Linked DNA regions of Mus musculus: region 1 is linked to region 2. A link is a loop called in an ENCODE intact Hi-C map of the cell type or tissue named here. Cell type or tissue: left cerebral cortex. All regions are shown on one strand.

Region 1 (8,000 bases), 1.2 Mb before region 2:
ACTGATGTGATGCTCAATCAGTAATAAACTTGCCACATAAGCATGAGGTCAAATTTCTAACTCCAGCTTGCACACACTGGAATTATCATATTACTCAGAGCTGGGGACATGGAATCAGGAGTCTAGTCAGCCTAGCCAAAGCAAGTTCAAGTCAAGTGAGAGATATAAATGGGAGTTTTTGGAAGGGAGTTGCCTCTGCAAGGACTGACTGATTAGAATGACAGTGATGGGCAAAGGTCGTGATGCTGCAGGTACAGAGCATACTTCTAGCTTAATTCAGGCTAGCATCAACCTCCTAAATAGCCATTCCTTGTCAACTGTGTTAGACCTGACATCCTCTGACTAAGAGATCAAAACTTTTGCAATTTAACTAGCTTTCACCAATCCAAAGGCTAACAATGTCATTGGATAACAGCTGAATCCTATAGTTCTAGAGATTGTCCCATCTTGCTAAAACCACAGCAGAGAAACAAGAATCAAGTTATGGAGGTCCTCTCCCCACTTTACCCTGCCCCACCAAACACACACACACACACACACACACACACACACACACACACACACACCACACAAACACATAAAAATCATTCAAAAATAAATGGAAAAGGAAAGAGAATCAGAACTGCTTTCTTTTCTTTTTTTAAAATATTTTTATTAGGTATTTAGCTCATTTACATTTCCAATGCTATCCCAAAAGTCCCCCATACCCTCCCCCCACCCCCCTACCCACCCACTCCCACTTTTTGGCCCTGGCGTTCCCCTGTACTGGGTCATATAAAGAACTGCTTTCATATTTCTCACTGGTAGCATCAGGAACCAGAGGAAGGAAAGGGAATAATACTGAGGCCAGCAGATTTCACAGAGTGAGCAGAGACACGGTAGTGCTAGAAGGGGACCTATGTCTCCTGATACTAAAACATGTACCTTGAGGAAGCTGTAAGATGTAATGACATAACCAGCACATACTGCACATACACATGTAAGGAAGATTGCACTACATAAACAGCTCAGGACTTAAGACCCTTCCTACAGCTTTGCCTTCTCGTGTTCCAACATGCTTCTAGCCTTGGAAATGGATCTTGTTTTAATCATGTTCCTGCTTCTGTTTCCACCCACCAGTCTTTGTCCAGTTTCCCACTACAGGAAACAAGAACCTGGAACTTCTCCAGGGGAACCTACTGAACCCAGTTAGCAGTATTAAAGACATTTGAAAGAAGAGTATTATGATTCAAGGATTCTTTGTCTAATGGAATCTCATAAAATTGCAAAGCTCCTGTAAGGCAAATGACACTGTCAATTGGACAAAACAGCAACCAACAGATTGGGAAAAGATCTTTACCAATCCCACATATGATAGAGGGCCAATATCCAATATATACAAAGAACTCAATAAAGTAGACTTCAGAGAATCAAATAACCCTATTAAAAAGTGGGGTACAAAGCTAACCAAAGAATTCTCAACTGCAGAATACTGAATGGTCAAGAAGCACATAAAGAAATATTCAAAGTCCTTAGTTATCAGGGAAATGCAAATCATCACAACCCTGAGATTCCACCTCACACCAGTCAGATCAACAACTCAGGTGACAGAAGATGCTGGAGAGGATGTGGAGAAAGAGGAACACTCCTCCATTGCTGGTGGGATTGCAAGCTTGTACAACCACACTGGAAGTTCCTCAGAAAATTGGACATAGTATTACCTGAGGACCCAACTATATCACTCCTGGGCATATACCCAAAAGATGCTCCAACATATAAGAAGGACACATGCTCCACTATGTTCATAGCAGCCTTATTTACAATAGCTAGAAGCTGGAAATAACCCAGATGTTCCTTAACAGAGGGATGGATACAGAAAATGTGATACATTTACATAATGGAGTACTACTTAGCTACTAAAAACAATGACTTTATGAAATTCTTAGGCAAATGGATGGAACTATAAAATATCATCCTGAGTGAGGTCACCCAATCAAAAAAGAACATGCATGGTATGCACTCATTGATAAGTGGATATTAGCCCAAAAGTTTGGAATACCCAAGATACAATTCATAGACCACATGAAGCTCAAGAAGGAAGACCAAAGTAGTTAAGTGAGGAGAAAAGAGAGACTATTAATTTTTCATCAGCTAAACCCCAGAGATGAAGCAAGATAAGGAGCCAAGCAGGCAGGGCTGGGTCTGAAGTTTATTTGCCGTGGAAAGAAGCTTTAAAGAAGTGAGGTCATAGGGAAAATGCCCCTGACCACACTGGGGAAGAAGGCTAACAAGGATGCAGCTGAGAAACCAATTTGGTAACTAGTAAACATCTGGAGAGAAATGACAGTGAAAGCAGAACAGCAAAGACCGAGACGTAAGTGGAGCGCTATCCGGGGTCTTAGTATGTGAGACCATAAAGGGTAAGGGAGAAGGAAGGGGGGCTGAAGGCAGCCTGGGAGCAAAGCCCCGTGTATAAGGCTTGGGCACAGTGGGAAAGGAGCAGGAGAAGGAAGAGACAATCCAGGAGAACAGGGAGTCTTGGAGCCCAAGGAAACATCCCCTGCCTACTGGAAGAGTAGCTCTTGACTGATGAGCCGTCTCTCCATTCCCCCATTTAAACCTGTGCCTTATGTCAGACCCCCTTCCTGGTGCAGCCACATTGAATAAATTTCTCTCTGCCTTTGACTTTCTCAGCTCCTTGACTGGCCTACTGAGGACAAGTGACTGAGCCTAGTTATTAAGACTGCCAGAGCTCTAATACCAAAGTAAAATCCAGCCTGGAAGCTGTGACTCGATTGCTGGGGCCAGAAGTGTGCTAGACTGAAAGGAAACAGCCCTTTTGGTTTTAAAGGGCTAAAACCAAAGGATGAGCAAGCCTGAGGGCTTCAGACATGAATCTCTAACTTTCTTTCTTTTTTTTTTTTTTTGTACTAGAATTTTCAATAGTAATAGAACTTACAGGATGATTGCTCTCTTATATAGAAAGGAGATTTCTAAGAATGATTTACAGGCTTCATTCAAACTAGTGTGGCAGTAAACAGAAAGTGCAAGGATCCAGTAGTTGCTAGGATAGTGAGGAGGGAGCTGAGGAAATCAACCCAGGTAAACATCCTCAGAAGGCAAGAGAGGGCCAGACAGAACCCTCAGATAAGGGATAGAAGTGACTCAATTATCCTTAGAACTTAAAATAGCATGAAAGGATGGGCAGAAGCAGTCATGTTGCCAGCACTGATTTCAAGATATCCTTTGTTTCTCATTTTGTACTTAGTTTAATGCAGGGCAGACCCCTGCAGCAAGTAGGTAGCCACTAGGTGTCAGCCTTGCGTTATGTTTTGTCTTGACCTCAGGAAGTTCTGAGATCCAGAGTAACTAACTACCTTTTCCTCCCCTTACCTTTTCCCTCCCTGGATATTTGAATTCCAGTTTTGAATTTTGGAATGGTGGGGAGGAGGCTATGCAGTCAAGTATTTGCTGACTCACCACTAAGGCAAGACCCTCTGAGCCATAAAGAGAAACAAATGAAAAGGAGAAACTGAAGCCAGAGGGAGGGACTGTCCAAGAAAAAGCTGATATGGCAAGGAAGGGGGAGATGCTTCCAGAAAAGAGAATATGCTAGGTGTGTGTGCTGTAGAGACAGCACCAGGTCATACAGCCTGAGGCTTTCATAGAGGATGGAGGGTGGGATGCGAGTAGCAAAATATGAGTGGTATAAAATCTTCTGTTGCCTTTTTTCGTATTGTGGCTGACCAGAACTAAGTGTAAATAAGTCGATTAAAAAGAAATATAAGAGCCCTGGTAGAATCCGCAGTAGGTAAGGACACTTAAGCATGCTAGCCTGATGACACAAGTTTGATGCTAGAACTTGCATGGTGGGTCAAGTCCATGAGTTTGTGCTCTGACCTCTATACGCATGCTGCAATATACAGAGTCATCATGCACAGACAACAATAATAACATTTTAGAATGTGAAATTCAATGATGGCTTCTCATTGTCACAAATAAGAATTACCTTTATCAAAACAAAAAAAAATAGTGTTTAGTGCCTTTTGTAAATATTGACCTACATTTGATATGCAACTATGAAATGCTAAAAAAGTTATACTTTTACACAAGATATGAAGGAGGACATTTATGTTCACTGCTGGATTTTATTTTCAAAAAGCGATTATGATGCTCCTTTCTATGCTTTCAGCCCTGGATTCTCACCTTGCAGAAAAACAACAGTTTATGCCTTTGAGGTGGACTACATTGATTCATCCTTTCTTTTATGAATAATGTGGAGAAAACCACAGTATTTTCTGAAGCATTAGCATATCATTTCAAATCTTTTGTTCTACAGTCTCTTTTTGATCAGGTTTTGTGCAGCAATGTAGATTGTAAAGGTAGTGGAATATAGTTAGACAACAGGAATAATGTTTAAAACTCTATCATTCATACAAGTATTAAAATATGACAAACTCCCAGCTCTACATATTTTCCAAATTGTATGTACTATATATCAAGTCTCTGAAAAATTGCTTAGCCCTTATTTAACAAAAGAAGTCAAAGTAATCTTCTGAAGCAAGAGGAAAGAACAACTAATTGCACTAGAGTGTAGTTTGCCATTTCAATTACAAAAGTATTTGTAATGATTTGTTTAACTCTTTGGTCCTCCTCATTTAGAAGTTATAAATTAGAAGGACACAGGAGCCCTCTGATAGTCCAAGCCCCATCTGAAGGTAAGAGCCACTACTCAGCACGACATGATTGCTGACAGTTAAGAAAATATATTCCTGATGGTTGTTAGATCATTTGAACATGATAGGGCAACCCTGTTAGATTGCTTGAATCCTTATTGTAAAGTTCTGATAACCAATTTTTTTAAAAGAAAGAAACAAAAAGAAATCTGAACATATCATGAATCAAACAAAGCATGCATTTTTTTGTTTTATTATTTAATTAAAAAGTAGCCTTTGTGCATTAGTTGGAAAGCTCTGCCTTTGTATGTGTACACCAGAAGAACATGCATCTCTGTTTAGTTATTTGTGTTATCAGAGTCCAGTACATGGCCTTCAATAAAGCACCCTTAAATGGAGGTGTTGGGTGACTGAGACCTCACTCAGGAAAGATTCAAACTATGAAAAGTAATTTTAAAAGGCCTAGTACTAGTTGTGGTGATGCATACCTTTAACCCCAGGACTCAGTATTCATTAGCATGCAGGACTCTGAGTTCAAGGTCAGCCTGGTCTATAGAGCAGGCTCCAGGACAGCCATGTTTAATGAAGAAAACCACTGAATACAGAAAGCTGGTGAAGATGTAATTCAAAGAGGTGGCCATGTTCTAGCCCTAGCAAGTAGCAAAACCTGGCAGTTTTGGCCACATTGTTCTGGTTTTAGAGCCAAGGATAGAAGAAAGGAGTTATGGAATCTCCCTCTGTGCCTAAGCAAAGTCATTAAGGATAGCTGTGTCACAAGGGTAACCCTTCATCGAGGCCTAGAATGGGTATTAGGCGAATCAGTAAAGATGAAGCCTGGATTGACATGGAGACCCCAAGACATCAGAGATATTAGAGGCATGGGATGCCTGTTGAGAAAAGTTGATAACAGGGAGTAGAAACAGCTCAAGAGAAAGAAGTTTTGCAGTCAGCAAAGCTGAGAGGAGTTGGAGATCTGAAAAATATTTGGACATGAAGATGTAGAATTTGAAGTTTGCCCACCTTGTTTTTGGTCTTGCTTTGGTCCACTATTTCCTCACTGTGCTTCCTCCTCTATAATTTGGAATGGTAACATATATCTGCTGTAACTGTATTTTGTAAGTATGTGATCTGGTTTTAATTTATTTTTTTTAGGGTATTACAGTTAAGACATTTCATGAATCTCAAAAAAAGACTGAACTTAGGACTTCTAGACTGTGATAGACAAAAGTGAGTTTTGTAGTTTGACTGAATTCATTGTTGCATTATGTATCGCTACAAGCCTAAGGAGCCAGGGAGTAGAATGTGGTAGTTTGAATAGGTATGGCACCAGTAGACTCCTGTGTTTGACTGTTTGGCCACAGAGAATAGCACTAGTAAGAGGTGTGACCATGTTGGAGTAGGTATGGCCTTGTTGGAGGAAGTATATCACTGTGGAACCTGGCTTTGGTGTCTTCTATTCTCAAGCTTGCCCAGTGTGATACACAATCTTCTGATGCCTGCAGATCAAGATGTAGAACTCTCAGCTCCTTGTCCAGCACCATGTCTGCCTGTATGCCATCATGTTTGCTACTATGGTGATAATGGATGACAACTCTGATATTGTAAGGTAGTCCCAATTAAATGTTTTCCTTTATAAGAGTTGATGTGGTAATAGTTTTTCTTCCCAGCAATAAAACTTTTACTAAGTCACTGTTACTATACTCAAACTAAATGAATGAGTTAATTTTTGTTATAGGATCTACAGAATATGAGAGTTAAGAATGCTTGCTTGAGGCCAGACAAGAATCTCTCCAAGATCCTTTCTGTACAAGTAGTTATAGATTTCCTGTTGAAGAATGGCACCATATTTTAGGTTTATGATGACATGAAGGTGGAACCTATAGACAGAAGGTAACGCCAGAGTGTGCTTGTTAGTTCTATAACCAGAAGGCAACAAATTGGCTGTCATTGAAGATTTGTTTCAGGCCTTATCTAACAGCATGGCAATGTATTTTTTCTTAATGTAGCATTGTAGCCTCCACCAGCTTTGAGTAGGCTGGCTTTGACCTTGCTGCCTCTGAGAATGAGATCACCTGGGATGGAGCCTTCCGACTTAGATGGCTCTATTGTTCTGTCACCTGCTGCTGTTCTTCTCCAAGACACTGCTACCTGCTGAGAGGCCCTTGAGACAAAGTCCAGCAGATTAGAGACAGCATCCCTCAGATCTGCCTACAGGCTGGCAACAGGCATCAAGGATGGATTGGCAGGGATGAGCCTCCCTCCTTTATAAGCACAGACTCTTAGTAAACTTCGGGGGCCTTGAACAGAAACATGTCTTGGCCTCCATTATTTCCCTCACCATTTCATTCCATTCAGCTCTGGCTTCCCCACTCAGGAACCCAGTTAGTGTGGCCGCAGGCGGCGCCCAAACCGGGACCTGAGTACGGGGTGGATCAACTAAGAGAACACTGTCTTGGTAGAGCTCTACAAAAAAGTTTAAGAAGATGTATCAGCCCGGCATGGGATGCAGAGGCAGGTGGATTTCTGAGTTCAAGGCCAGCTTGATCTACAAACTGAGTTTCAGGACAGCCAGGGTTACACAGAAAAACCCTGTGTACTGGCTAGTTTTGTGTCAACTTGACACAGCTGGAGTTACCACAGAGAAAGGAGCTTCAGTTGAGGAAATGCCTCCATGAGATACAACTGTAAGACATTTTCTCAATTAGTGATCAAGGGGGAAGGGCCCCTTGTGGGTGGGACCATCTCTGGGCTGGTAGTCTTGGATTCTATAAGAGAGCAGGCTGAGCAAGCCAGAGGAGGCAAGCTAGTAAGGAACATCCCTCCATGGCCTCTGCATCAGTTCCTGCTTCCTGACCTGCTTGAGGTTCCAGTCCTGACTTCCTTTGGTGATGAACAGCAGCATGGAAGTGTAAGCCGAATAAACCCTTTCCTCCCCAGCTTGCTTCTTGGTCATGATGTTTGTGCAGGAATAGAGACCCTGACTAAGACACCCTGTCTCGAAAAACAAAAAAACAAACAAACAAAAAAACAAGAAAAGAAGAAGAAGAAGAAGAAGAAGAAGAAGAAGGAGGAGGAGGAGGAGGAGGAGGAGGAGGAGGAGGAGGAGGAGGAGGAGGAGGAGGAGAAGGAGGAGAAGGAGGAGAAGGAGGAGAAGGAGGAGAAGGAGGAGAAGGAGGAGAAGGAGGAGAAGGAGGAGAAGGAGGAGAAGGAGGAGAAGGAGGAGAAGGAGGAGAAGGAGGAGAAGGAGGAGAAGGAGGAGAAGGAGGAGAAGGAGGAGAAGGAGGAGAAGGAGGAGAAGGAGGAGAAGGAGGAGAAGGAGGAGAAGGAGGAGAAGGAGAAGAAGGA
Region 2 (8,000 bases):
CCCACTTCTTTGGCACCCTCATCACTTGAGACAAAAACCTGGCAGCTTAAAACAAAGGATCTGTAAGATTTCAGCCTCCCACTAGCAGGCCCCTGCTGATAGACAGGCTCAACAAGTTCTGAAGCCTACTCTGGCCACACACAGTTCTGGACCAATCAACCATCCTAGCTTCCTCCAAACTGACCAACCCTGAATGACTTGTCAGGTTCGAAAACCCCTGCACTGGAGAAGAGATTTTTTTTTTTTCTTTTTCGAGACAGGGTTTCTCTGTGTAGCCCTGGCTGTCCTGGAACTCATTCTGTAGACCAGGCTGGCCTTGAACTCAGAAATCTGCCTGCCTCTGCCACCCTAGTGCTGGGATTACTAAAAACCCACCTTTCTTCAGCTGTTAATTCTGACTGAGGTATTTGAGATTTCTCTGCTGCTTTTGAAACATAATGGCCCGCCTGATTGTAATACTTTAATTATACATTATATAGCATGCTATTATTCAGCATGGTCATTAGCTCCAACTCTGACAGCAATAGTAGCTGTTTCCTCTGTCTTTGTCCTTTCCCTCTAAAATACCCCTTCCTCCAATCCACTAGCAAACAATGTGTTTACAGGCCCATTTCATTCAGCGACCTTCAAAGGAAAATATTCAGGAAAATAGGACACTGGCAATTAAGTCAACCAGCAGGCCGTAAAGGCAGCCACTGTGTCTAAATGGGACTGGGTCTCCATTTTCTAAATAAAGAAGAAAGCATTCACCAGCATCCTGTCAGCAGGCCCTATTACAAATAAATTATGGTAATTGGATTTTTTTTTTTTCAGTAACTGCCTAAGCATATCCAAACAACTCTGAAAAATCTTCACTGTGGAATAAATTTTTGAACGAGATACTTATATCTTTATATACTCACCCTATGTCAACACTGACAAATACAAACAATATTTACCAAGAGCTTCAACCTTTTAAATATTCAGATTATGATCACTTTCTGCGCTACTGACTTGAAGGCAGTACACATTAGGTCATACCTACTGAGGATAGCTCTCATCTAGGAGGACAAATGTGTTAAAGGGAATCTTAAAAGTTTAAAATTTCGTGAATTCCCTGGTTTCTGTATTGCTAAAGACCTGACTTGCTTTCTGTGACATCCCACAGGCACCTTGCCTGATGCCCTACATATCTGACAGTCCCTGAGGACACTTCACAGTAATTAGCCTACTTCTAGGACCTATGAAAGAAATCAGAGTGACATCTCAGCTTTCGGACACAAATTGTGGTGGCAGGGACCTCCTGCCGGTGTCCCTGTATTTTCCATTAAGACCGAAAATAACTATTGGCTAAAAAGCCCGATGGATGTTTTCCTAAACACTGACCTGCATTGTCCTGAGAGTCATCAAACTCAACGTTAAAGGAGTGGCCGTTGTTGACAATGCTCTTGGACGCAGCTTTATCATAAGATATGAGCAGAGGCTGTAGGGCAGGGTCATGCTGGGCAGTTGCTGTGTCAATGTCCACAGGGGACTGCCGGTCTCCATTGGCAATGGGGAAGTCCTTGTGCCAGTTCTCTGGTCCTAGAGATGAGAAGAGAGCTGTTAGGTCATTGCTGTGGGAAGGGAGACACCAGCCACCGGAAGCCACTGGTGTTTCTAGACAGTCTGCTCAGTTCAACATTCGGAGGTGATACTAACTTAACATTTAGGAAAACAAAATGTGCCTCAGTCCTTTTATTTGTAACATGGGGTAATAATATTCCAAGTCTACCTCATAAGGCCAACACGAAAATTAGAGTCAATATACATCTATTTCTTAACATTGTCAGACAAGCGTTAGCAATTTTGAGATCTTTTCACTCAAATTCGGTGACTAATACTAGACAGAACTACTGAAAACAGAGTGGTCTGACTGGGGATATAAGCCCTCTTGTGACTGAGTTTGGAACATAGATTCTAAGGCATTATAACAGGTCTGAGAACCTCGTGCTGCCACACTAGGTGACAGTAAAGACCGTATAGACCAAAACTCAGGCTCAGGCCCCTCCTTTAGAACTATCTTTGCTGGGAAGTTCACACAACCACAAGCCAGTGCACCTTCTTTTCCCCTCAGATGGCGTCATATACCAAGGCCTTTGATCTGGAAGACGTCTAGGTATCTGCGATTGACCTTCTAACACTAGAAGTTGAAAGATGCATGGAAAACTCGCAATTAGACCCAAACGGGCTCCAGAAGATGCCACAACAAAGTGCGCTGGGAATCTTAGCCACAGTGCAGCAGATACAGACGTGAAGGGGACAAGTGTTTCCCCTTAACCTTTCTGCTACACACAAGTAAAATGTTAGTTACAACCCTTGCTCGATTCTGCCTAGGTTAGCCTTGGGTGACCGGCTGTGGTCCCGATAGGTATTGTCGTCGGGTGTTGCGTTGGGTTATCCCTCCCAACCCCTGTGCGCGGCCAAGCAAGTTTGAGATCAGATCCTAGAGAGCGCTCTGAGTCGGGCGCCAGGGACGTACCAGAGCGGAGACCCGGCATCCAAGCTGCGCTCCGGGATCTGCGGAGCGAGGCAGGTGCCTGAGCCGAGACCCGGAGCGCGCGGCCCGGAGCGCGCGGCCTCCCCACTCACCGTTGTGCTTGCTGTATCCCCAGTGGTGGGACATGGTCACGCCGGTGATTGGGGCAGAGCAGAAGTTGTCGTCCGTCTAGCGGTCCTGCAGTGTGTGTCGCGGGTCGCACCGTCCGGCTTTTATAGGCTCCCGCCAACTTGGTGCTCTGGGCGGCCCAGGGGAGGGACCGAGTGGACCTGAGCAAGGGGAGGAGACCGTGGAGGTGGCGGACGGAGGTGACAGGCAGAGGTGACAGGCGGAGGCCTCGGTGTTCGAGGGCCCCCGCACCTTGCTTGGGGCGGGGCGCCCTCCGGCTGCTCTCCGCTTCTGCGTCCGACCCGCTCTGCAGCAGCTGCGCGCTCTCCAGCTCGCCCCGGCGCTGCGCAGCCTCGCGGGCCGGCGCCCCTACTCCCCAGCCCCATTGTGAGCACCGACCTGGTCACCCGCCCGCACAGCGGGGCTCCGCTTCCCAGAGCTGGCGGGCCAGCCGGCCACCCGGCCGCGGCCCGCACGCACGCGGCTGCGGAGTTTGACCTTGGGCGGGGAGCGTCCTAGAGGCTCCGGGAGCGGGGATCCTGGAGCCGGGAGCGGGAAGCGGGGGGGCCCCCTGCTGCCGGGCTGCGGGAAGACGACCCGGCTTTGCCGCCAGGGCGCCCTCCAGCTTCCCGCTTGCTCCACAAATTAACCCTAGGCACCGAACTGTTGATGTAACATAACCAACAATTCTCAAAAATCGCTTTGCTTTTTGGAATTGGATTTTAAAAATGTCTTCCAAGGAGATGAGAACTTCCCCTTCCTGGCAAAGGAATTTGTATTTGACAAGCCGAAACCAACCCCCCCCCCCCAAAACAAAACAAAACAAAAAACACAAAACTTAAAAAATAGAAAAGAAAGGTAGCTGTATGGCTTCCCAGGGACCGTGGGTGTCCCGGGGACACACCTTTCAATGTTCTTTTTGTGTATTTTTATTTAAACATTTCTCTTCACCTAACACTTTTTTTCTTATTTGACTTTGAGAACAATTTTTTTGTATTGAATCTATTGTGGACCTGAGGCCATATTATTTAGAATTCAAATTGAGAAGGGTACAGTTTTTTTGTGTTTCTATGGAGGCACCTAGACATCACATTACCTATATATTAGAATCTATGTGTAAGTATAATGAAAAATATCTGACTACATTTTAAGTGTTCTCAGACTCATCATGTGCCTTTATTTCACCCAGTGCCACACAAAGATGATGCACATGTAGATCTCCTTGTTCTTATACTAAGACTCAGAAAATTATGGTCTTCTCTATACAAGACTCTTCAGGTTGATGTCAAAAGAAATTTTTGATGAAGAATGTTTTATAGGACCATTACAAAGTGCAATTCACAAATAGTCCCTTGCATCTGTGACACTAGAGATGCACAATTTGCTAGGGGTTTCCCATTTCCTGTTCCATTACTACCGTGCGTGGAATAAGAACAGATTTTGATGAAGTGCTTCTCAAGGCTTCAGACCCCACCAATTCTGGTTGCAGCTACGGGAATCCTCATCCTGTCTGGTACGTTTTAGTGGGAGCCAGGCTCCTGCTAGGGAGTCTCCTTGCCCACCTTTGGACAGTCAAGAGAGCATCAGGTATTATATCTCATATTCATTTTCTTTTCAAATTACAGAGGCTGTAGGCATTTTCTTTCTGTCAGGTCTTCATGATGGAGATGACTTCATAGTATCATGTGGATCAGTCACTGTCTAGCTCTGCTGTACTGGGGACATTCCTCCCAGGCAGTCATTCACTGGCTGCCAGATAGTAACACTGGGCTTGTAAAAATAAAACCAATGCTTATGTATTCATGTTTTTAGAGGGAAGAAATGTACTTCCTTCTAACCCAGGAGGTGGGGGAAATTTATGTATATATGTATGTATATTCATATGTACATATACATATTCATATGTACATATACACACATATATTCATATATATGGGTATATATAACATAATCAGAAAAAAAACATATAAAGTTACTAAGACATGTTCCAATTATGATAACAAAAAGTCTTTGAGATAAATCAGAACAAAATTTTAAAACAAAATGACAAAGCATTTGATTTACACTAAATCTAGCTAGTTAATATATTTTACAAAGAAATATATGATTTATTCAATAATTAATGAAATAAGTAGATAGTTTCATAGTCATTAAAGTATTAAGTTTTTAGTGAGACTAACAGCCATTCACTTCTTAGGACTCCTAGAGTCCTGTATGTAGACATGTCCCTAGCCTACTGTCTATGATGCAGTTTTCTAAGCTGATAGAACTATTTAATCATCAGTTTGTAAACCATCATCCTAATTTGCTGTTGCTTGCTCATGTGGGAAGTGAGAATAATTACACCCAGTTAGGACTGTTGTAAGAATTAAGTTAGTGAGTGCACATTAATCACCTGCCACCTGAAGCCATCAGAAAATTACGGCTTTGAAGTTTATCCTAAACAGAGCTGTATAAAACACAATGCAAACTATATCAAAAGTAAGCATCTGGCCAAAGAGAAAGCCTCCAGCTGACAGCTGACTGGGATATATATATATATATATATATATATATATATATATATACACACACACACACACACACACACACATATATATATGTATATATATATATGTGTATATATATATATATATATGCTTTCAGCATGTACCCTAAGGTGACTCTGAATTAAGTTTCAGCATGTCACCCATAATACTAAGATAATAATGGTATTCATATCATAAGGTCATGGTGAAAACTAGGTGCCATAACATGTAAAAAAAGGCTTGACATTATGCCAACAATTATGGCTTATTAAATATGAGTTATCATTTTTACAATTGTATTAATTGAGCTACTACTAAGTGCTACATATTTTCCATATGTTGGGGGGCTACATAAGGTAAACCCATTCACTTCCCAAGATCTCAAGTGCTACTTTGGGCCGCTACCATGTCAACTTGATGCCGATCTTCTTGGAGTCCATGATGAGTGGATGTGGAGGCTGTAGGGAACAGTGAGCAAACACAAGCAAGGTGAATTCCAGCCGTGCCAATGAGTGTGAAGCTCGAGAGCCAGGGATGAGGCAGAGTGGCACAGGATAAGAGGCCACTCTCACACCGAGAGTCCTAGAAGCCCTGCTGAAGGAAGCCCTTAAAGAACCAGTAAGGAAGGACCAGGAACAGAACAGCTCACATACAAGAAGTCAGTATAAAAGCCTGCTCAAAGAAGTTTCTAGCTTTATCACTGGGATGAAGAAAAAGAAGACAAGCAGTGACATCAGCCAGGCAGGACTTGCAGCCAGAAGGGCAGTACAGACCACTGTACCAAGGAGAGGTTTTCTGTTTAAGTGTACAAGGAAGCCAGGGGACAGATGCAAAGGAGAGAATAACACAGACTAGAACTAAGACAATTAGGAGCTTTAGGCAATCTAATTCATCTCTTCATTTTACAGACAAGACGGAGGGTCTGGGTGACTCTTGCTACCTGTGCCTTTCTGTGTGTCTTTCTAAGAATTACTTCCAGAAAAAGATCCAAGTCCCTTTGATATGGAAACTCTGGCTCTGGCTTCCCTTTTGGCCTGTGAACCTACCAGCATTCCTCTTAAGGAATGAGAGCCAGGTTTTGTGGATTTGTACTGTGTCTCTAGGTCTTACCTTCTACATAAGCCTGCATGATTTGTTCTAGTCTTCAAGCCTCCATGTTCATGTGTGGAATACATATAGCATACCCAGGGCTGCTGAGTGATAAATTTCACTTATGTGGCTTAGCTGTGGCTTCCTGTGTTATTAACTCCTCTGTTAGTGTCCCTGTTATCATCGGGAGAAGTCCCCATTTGTGAAATTAGATTTAAGCTTTCAGTGTGAGTGGAGTCCACGATAGGGCTTCAGTATAGCCCTGAGCAACATAGGCAGTCTCTTGCAACTTCCCCTGCTCCATTGTAAACTGATGAGGGAGAATTCTACTCCAGAATATCATTATAAGAAAGAGGGTCTGGAAGATCTCAAAGGCCTGGCATGGTTTCACGTCTGAATAAATAATATAATGATTATTATAATACTTTTTCACTAAAAAAATAATAGTTTGTCTTTTCTGTGCCACTAACTTGAATGGAAAAGGAGCATTTAATTAGTGTGTTTGAGTTTTTACATTCTAAACTTACTAAAAGTATTAATTTACCAACACAATTCTAAAAAATTAACTTACTAAAAGCGTGTATCCAGCAATGCAGTTCTAAACACTTCACAGCAGTCTGCACTGAAGCAGTGGCACTGGAGGACAGAAATAAGGTTCTTGAGTACAGGTCACTCAGCTAGCAAGTGCAAGAGTCAGGTGTGGACCAAACTGGCAACTCTGGTTCCGGTTTGAACCCTCAGCCACCTGTCCTTTGGCCCACTGAGAGCCAGTGCATTCCTCCTGGTCAAAGACCCTGCTCCATGATGCTAGAAGAACAATGTGTGAAAATTTTATGTGCAATCCTACTCCAGAAAGCCAGGTTGGGTCAGCATGCAGAACACTTTTAGAGCATCCTGCCAAAGTCTCTCTAAGTAAAATATGTGTCTGAGATAACATTAACATTACATCTACAAACAGTTGAGTTCAACTGCCCTTAGCAAGCTGTTTTGTAGATTAAAAAAAAATTGTAGTATGCACATTTCTAAATTTAAAGATATTTAAAAATGCCTTTGCTTTTTCATGATACCTGGTAATATTTAACTTCTATAAAACCTAAATACATCCAAAGTAGTCAATGAGTTCAAGTATGTCAACAAGTGTCCATTTTACACAGAAGTAGAATGAAATGTTAAATGAGAAAATTAGACATGTCTGTAAATTATACCTTTTAAATATTTGGTGACTCAGGGAAGCTGCCATTTATCATACACAATTCTCTAGATATAATAAAGGCGACCTCCTTTCCCAACACCGTTCTCAAACAGTTTGCCTTGTAAGGAACATTGATCATCACTGGATACATTTCTGGTTTTCCCAGTTTGGGAGACAGGGGTGGTGTGTGGCTGGCATCCAATGAGCACATTCCAAAGTGGCACTGCATATGGACCCATGTACAAGGAAAGACACTGGGACTATTAACCCCCAATTCCACCTGTCTAGTAAAATGTTCCTTACCCATTTACTCATTAGCTTCAGTTGCCCGTGGTCAGCCAGAACAGGAAGTAGTAAATGGGAAATTCCTGAAATACACAATCTATGAGATTTTTATCATCTACTATTCTCATAAAATCCGACAATGTTCTGCTTCATCCCACCCAGGATATGAACCATCCTTTATCCAGTATAGCCATGCTGTAAACACTGCCTGCCAATAGCTATTTAGCACACATCTTAGTTACCAGCTTGACTGCCCAGGTATCATAGGATTTTGCTCAAG

What was found. Hi-C counts contacts between places; a loop is a spot of excess contacts. Peaks named below come from ENCODE experiments on the same cell type or tissue, not always from the same donor. Only the 100,000 strongest peaks of a DNase experiment are listed, where the experiment ranks them.
Region 1: a loop joins it to region 2, with 4 times the contacts of the local background. A loop is called at or near these places in 2 of 42 quality-filtered maps.

Annotation. Positions count from the first base shown.
Region 1 is chr3:16,038,832-16,046,831 of GRCm38, reverse strand. No RefSeq gene overlaps it. Among named protein-coding and RNA genes, the nearest start is that of Gm5150, 36 kb to the right of the region's middle. In left cerebral cortex, a CTCF peak has its summit at 3,272 (motif pointing right); a DNase peak (open chromatin) is centred at 3,291.
Region 2 is chr3:14,881,397-14,889,396 of GRCm38, reverse strand. It overlaps Car2 (carbonic anhydrase 2), which reads right to left and starts at 3,109. Exons shown (of 7, transcript NM_009801.5): 1 at 2,611-3,109; 2 at 1,366-1,563. The coding sequence starts at 2,644. In left cerebral cortex, CTCF peaks have their summits at 2,607 and 3,224 (motif pointing left); DNase peaks (open chromatin) are centred at 621, 1,549, 2,705 and 3,169; H3K4me3 peaks cover 3,578 bases; H3K27ac peaks cover 3,721 bases.